2 separate regions of the Homo sapiens genome follow, and region 2 is linked to region 1. Evidence: read pairs that join two places in POLR2A ChIA-PET (ENCODE). Cell type or tissue: endothelial cell of umbilical vein. All regions are shown on one strand. Links, peaks and the distances in the headings refer to the core of each region. The heading gives the core; the rest is flanking DNA. Region 1 has its middle 120 kb from the start of MIR12113. Region 2 has its middle 19 kb from the start of MIR12113.

The links. ChIA-PET counts read pairs that join two places held together with the same protein. Peaks named below come from ENCODE experiments on the same cell type or tissue, not always from the same donor. Only the 100,000 strongest peaks of a DNase experiment are listed, where the experiment ranks them.
Region 2: POLR2A ChIA-PET joins it to region 1 with 5 read pairs; 1 of 35 experiments calls an interaction of 5 or more read pairs at or near these places.

Annotation. Positions count from the first base shown.
Region 1 is chr4:11,902,996-11,905,818 of GRCh38, reverse strand. No RefSeq gene overlaps it. Among named protein-coding and RNA genes, the nearest start is that of MIR12113, 120 kb to the right of the region's middle. In endothelial cell of umbilical vein, for the core only: no CTCF peak of the experiment used is centred there; DNase peaks (open chromatin) are centred at 488 and 1,518; H3K27ac peaks cover 2,064 bases.
Region 2 is chr4:11,800,775-11,803,597 of GRCh38, reverse strand. No RefSeq gene overlaps it. Among named protein-coding and RNA genes, the nearest start is that of MIR12113, 19 kb to the right of the region's middle. In endothelial cell of umbilical vein, for the core only: no CTCF peak of the experiment used is centred there; a DNase peak (open chromatin) is centred at 1,467; H3K27ac peaks cover 1,863 bases.

The DNA of each region.
Region 1 (2,823 bases), core at 197-2,696:
AGGCACTTGGGCTGTTTGTTTGTTTGTTTGTTCCTTTTTTGCTTAGACTCTGACTGGCGATGCTGAGTGCTCTTCTGGGAAGGCACAGTATCTGTGAAGCACATTACAGGGCCTCTCCTGGCCCAGTGGAGCTGTCCAGTAAAAGGGTTTCCTAAAGCAGTGACATACTACTCTTTGAGAAGGGGAGCATGAAGAGGAGGCAACAACAATAGCAAGGGCAGTGAGCCTTTGAGAAAATGAAAATGACTTATTTGAAGGCCCTGTGCCAGGAGAAAGCTGGGGTTCACAAATGACAGCACTGTAGAGCACATAGAATGAGTAGATGAAGTGAGAAGCATTGGTCAGTCATCATGGTTCCTGTTGATAATTCGTAGGTCTTTTTCCTGTAATTCACGAAGTTCCATAGAAAAGTTTTAATCAAGGAGGATTAAAGTGGTGTTCTCATCTGGTCTGTGCTTTGTAAAGATAAGTAACCGCAATATATAGGCTGCAAGATGCAGCTAGGAGGCCAGGTGGGAGGCTGGGGCTGCAGCCCAAGTGCCGGGTCCAAGTGATTTGGCCCAGGATGGTGGCAGAGGTTTAGATGGGAAGGGAAGAGCCGGACAACAGCCCAGTCCTGAGCTCATTTCCTCACTCTTCCTTCCCCTGCAGAATGCTGGCGTGTTCTCTTTGTTGCTCAGTCTGAGAGGTGCTGCCAGCTCTATCAGCTTTATTTTTATGTTGGCGCCTAAAAGCTTCACCTCAAAGAGAGGAGACTCTGAAGACAATGAGAAGGACAAGCAGGCACAGAGATACTTCCCTTCATCCTCCCTTCCCACAGACCAGCTGAAGCAAAAGTTCAAAATAACGCCAAGCTGTTAGGAAAAAATTGCCAAAACCACTCCTCTTTCTCATGTAGTGACAAAGTGCTGCAGGGCCTGCCACATTTGATTGTTCTGATTCTAGGCCTGCTTCCCTCTTCTCAGGTGCGCTTAGTTCCTCAGCTTTGCTTATGTCTGTCTCTCGGGGTATTTCCAGGGGCTTTAAGACTAATCTGGTCCTCTCAGTAAAGACTTTTTGGAAACTACTTCTATTTCTTTTTGCAGTGTTCCCTGTCACACAAGAGCAGTTTTCTGCCGGAGCAGAAAACTAGAACCAAATGATACCAACTAATAAATAATAATAATAAATAATAAATAAGGCTATTTCATGGTTGGTGAAGAAGCACTAGACTTGAAACCAGACAGTGGTTTACTGAGGTCGTGCTGTTACTCCATCACCTTGGAGAGATCAACCAAGAAGTAGAGGCTTTGTGTCATGAGTGTAATACTTACTCACATATACTGGACGTAGTGATGAGACAGGCACCAGGGCTTTATACACATTGTTCCATTTCAACCTCGCAGTGACCCTTAAGAGAAAGGCTGTTTATTTTGTGCATTTTCACAAGTAAGGAAACCAGCTCAGAGAGATTAGGGAACTGGCATGAAATCACACAACTGGCAAGTCATAGGGAGGAAATCAAACTCAAGCTCTCTTATCTAAAATCTTTGTTCTTACTATGACCCCTTCAACTCAAGCTAGTGCCAGGAACATTGGGGTTAGAGCCAAAGGGATCTCAATCTGATGACTGCTTCTCTGTGTTGCCAGCTGGGTGATGTCAGGCAGGCAGCCCAGCCTCCCTGTGCCTTCCTCTTCCTTATCTGTGAAATAGTGATGCTTTTATTATTTTAACTCATACTAAACCTTTTGTTGCAGCGTAGACGTTTACAAGATGCAGGGACCTGTGGAAGATTTTATGAGAAAATTCATAGAAAACACCTAAACTACAATGTGGTCTGCGATTCAGATTGCACATTACACGGAAATTTATTTCAGCCTTGTCTCATAACTGTGCAACTCTAAATGCTTAATTTAAAATCTCTGAGTCTCACATGTATACAGTGGGTTCAAATTTGACTTACCTAGAAGTTTTGTGAGGAGCATTAAATAAAAATAATAATACAGAGCAACCCACTGTGGTTAAGTGTATTCTCCTCTCTTTAGGTAGGACTCACAATCTTTCTGTTTAAGTACTATCTGTCTGTCTACCTCATGGGATAATTGAGATTATCCCCTTGATATAATTAGTGTACTGGAGAAAAAGAAAGCTCAAAAAATACTATGTGGATGCTAAGGATTACTATCACTAAATTAAACTTTGAATTCTATGAATAATTAGAAAGAGTAATTAATGTCATGTACTAAATTACCTAGTGTTTTTCAGTTGTATTTATTTATTTATTCATGGCCCTTAATTTTATGAGCCATTATTTATTTTTACATATAAAAGACCAATGTACTGCTTATCTAGTCTCTTTCTAAGAATTGTTGATCTGAGAAGAAAGAAGAATTTTTTTAAATGAGCTATAACCAGTGGATATGAATGCAAATTCATAAACTCTAATATTCTTTCAGTATCTTTTCTTCATCATTTCACAATTATTATTCCATGTGCTGATCATCAATCCCCTATTTCCGGGTGATTGCCTTATTAATGGCAGAGTGATGAGAAAGGAATTAAATATTTGCACTAGAGGCTATGCTTAATTGAGTTCCTTCTCTGCTTATTGCAAGCTTCTGGTTTTGAAATTAAAACCAACAAAAATGATGCCATTTAGAAATATGGCTAATATGTGAAGTTGTTTAAATATGATAGGAATTCTACAGAGACTTGGACTTTGAATTTCATGTTCAGATATATGGTGTAATTTTAGAAACAAAGCACAATTTATTTTGAATTTAAAAAATTATCCAAATTATGTTGAGTTTATACATTGTCACCAAAACCATGTCAAAAACTGA
Region 2 (2,823 bases), core at 309-2,808, 100 kb after region 1:
ATATTAGACAAAGAACTTTTGTAGATGTTCTTTATGAAGTTAAGGAAGTGCCCCTATATTTTTAATTTGCTAAGAGTTTGTATCATGAATGAGTGCTACATTTCGTCAAATGCATTTTCTGAGACAACTGATATGATCATCTTATTTTTCTTCTTTAGCTTGTTGAAGAAGTTAACTGCAATGATTGATTTCCAAATGTTGAAACTGTCTTCATTACCTGGGTTAAAGCTCACTTCATCATGGTGTATAGTTTTATTATATATTGTTAGATGCTAGTTACTAATACTTCTTCAGGATTTTTGCTGTTATGTTTATGAAAGATGTTAGGCTATAGTTTTTCTTTTTTGTAATTTTCTTTCTGATTTTGGTACTAATGTAATGCTGGCCTCACACAATGAGTGATTTAGAATGTTTTCCCTCCAATTCAATTTTCTGGAAAAATTATAGAGGATTGGTATAGTTTATTTTATTATTTTATTGAAATATTTGGTTCAATTTAAAAGCATCTGAGCCTGGTGTTTTCTTTTTATGGAAGGTTGTTAATTATCAATTCAATTTTATTAACATAAATAGGTTTATTCAAATTAGTTATATCTCCTTGGGAATTTTGGTAGTTTGTACCTTTCATAGAATTGGTCCATTTCATGAAAGTTGTCAAGTTTGTAGGCATAGAGTTACAAATAGTATTCTGTTTTTATCCTTTAATGTCTCAGGATGATTGGTGATCATCTCCTCTTTCATTTCTGATGTTGGTAACCTGTGTCTTCAATCAAAATTGTTTATTAGTCTTTTGATAAAAACAGTTTTTTATTATGTTCATTTTCCCTTTGTTTTACTATTTTCAATTTAATGGATTTTTGTTCTAATTGTTTTCTTTACAGTTGTTTTAAACTCCAATTGCTCTTTGTATAATTTTGTTTTTAAATTTTAATTGCGAGAAAACAGGTGGCATCCCCAGGCACCATTAGATTGCGAATCAATGCTCAGTATTCAACTAAGTTGTTCTGTTTCTTAATCAGTCAAGACTACAATCCAAGGGACAAAAATTTCTTCTAAACTTTTAGAGAATGTGTTATCTATCTTTTTCTGGACATACATCACAAGTCAAATTTCATTGCTGTGTTCTACCAGTGTGTTGTGTCTCTTCTATGACAGCAATCACTTCTTGACTGTACAAAATATTCCATTAACATTTAATGCTTTAACCACATTCAACACAGTATTTGGAATGTAGGAGATATTCAATCAACATTTGTCTAATGATTCTGAGTCATGTACTGTGGTGACCTCAAAATGGTGTAAGACAAGCATCAGTCTTTTTCAAGTAGAAGTAGCGTGCCTAGTCAGCTCATTTCCAGAGGAAAAATACCCTACACACACACACAAGGAGAAAAAAACAGGGAAAGTTAATGAAAACAGTAAATGCAGAAGAATGCTTCCTTTTCCAGAGTCACAGGAAACCTGTAATGGGGTGATAAAGCTACCACACCTTTATCCCAGTCGAACAGTAATAAATATTTTGATATGTAACCAGGAGTTTATTATGACTTCGCCACTATGGTAAGATCCTCCCTCGGTTATCTGGAATGAATGTGCATCCAAAGTCCATATCCATTTCCTTTGTTTGGATATAAAAGAGAAAACACTGCAAGGGGGAAAATCAGGCCATGTACAAAAGCAGAGGCCTCCAAAAGGCAGAGCAATCTGCTTTTATAGTTTAAATTAGCGCTGTCCTGAACAGGAAAAGAAAATTAAGTGAATGATTTATAACGTCCATGTACAGGAGTAAGCAAGTGATTCTCATTCACATAAGTCATCACCTACATTATCTGAAAAAAAAACCCTTTTTTTCTATTAATTATTTACTTAATCTACCCTTGTCTTTCCTTTCTGAGGGGAACTAAAAACGATACAGTAAAACCAGTTTGCTTTCCCTGTAGGTATTTGAGATAAACATGAAACAATGTAGCTCATCAGACTGAGCTTATCATGCAACTGGTGGGCCAGAGTTCATTAACTATTCCATTCAGTCATCAGTGTTTCTGAATGATCTATTCTATGTCAGGCCCAAACTTTGTGTTTTATATTGGTTATATAGTTTAGCTAAAAAGCAAACTGATATGGTTTGATTGTGTCTCCACTCAAATCTCACCTTGAAATGTAATAATCCCCACATTTCAAGGGCAGGGCCAGATGGAGATAATTCAATCACGGGGGGCAGTTTCCCCCATACTGTTCTCTTGGTAGTGAATATGTCTCATGAGATCTGATGGTTTTATAAATGAGAGTTCCCCTGCACAAGCTCTCTCTTGCCTGACACCATGTAAGACGCGACTTTGCTCTTCCTTTGCCTTCTGCCATGATTGTGAGGCCTCCCCAGCCATGTGGAACTGTAAGTCAGTTAAACCTCTTTCCTTTATAAATTACCCAGTCTCAGGTATGTCTTTATTAGGAGTAAGAGACTCACACACAAACAAAACAAACACCAGATTAAACTAAAAAATCTCTCTAAAGAATGATAGAACATGGCAAAGCCAAAACTGAATCCAGGCTGTCTAATCTCAGTGCTTATCCTTACTGACTTTCACATATTATGGACTTTCTTTCTCATGTAATATTTAAGGAATATTAGATGTATTGAATGTCTGGTCTGGGATATTTGGTAAATATTTCCTGCGTGAAGAAACAAGTGAAAGAAGAAATAAGTTTCAATAATATTAGAATACTAAAATTATAAATACAATCAAATAAGACTTTCTATTGTAAAGAAACTCTTTTGCTGTGGGGGGGGGCATGAATCTTTAATTTTTATGTAATCAGATG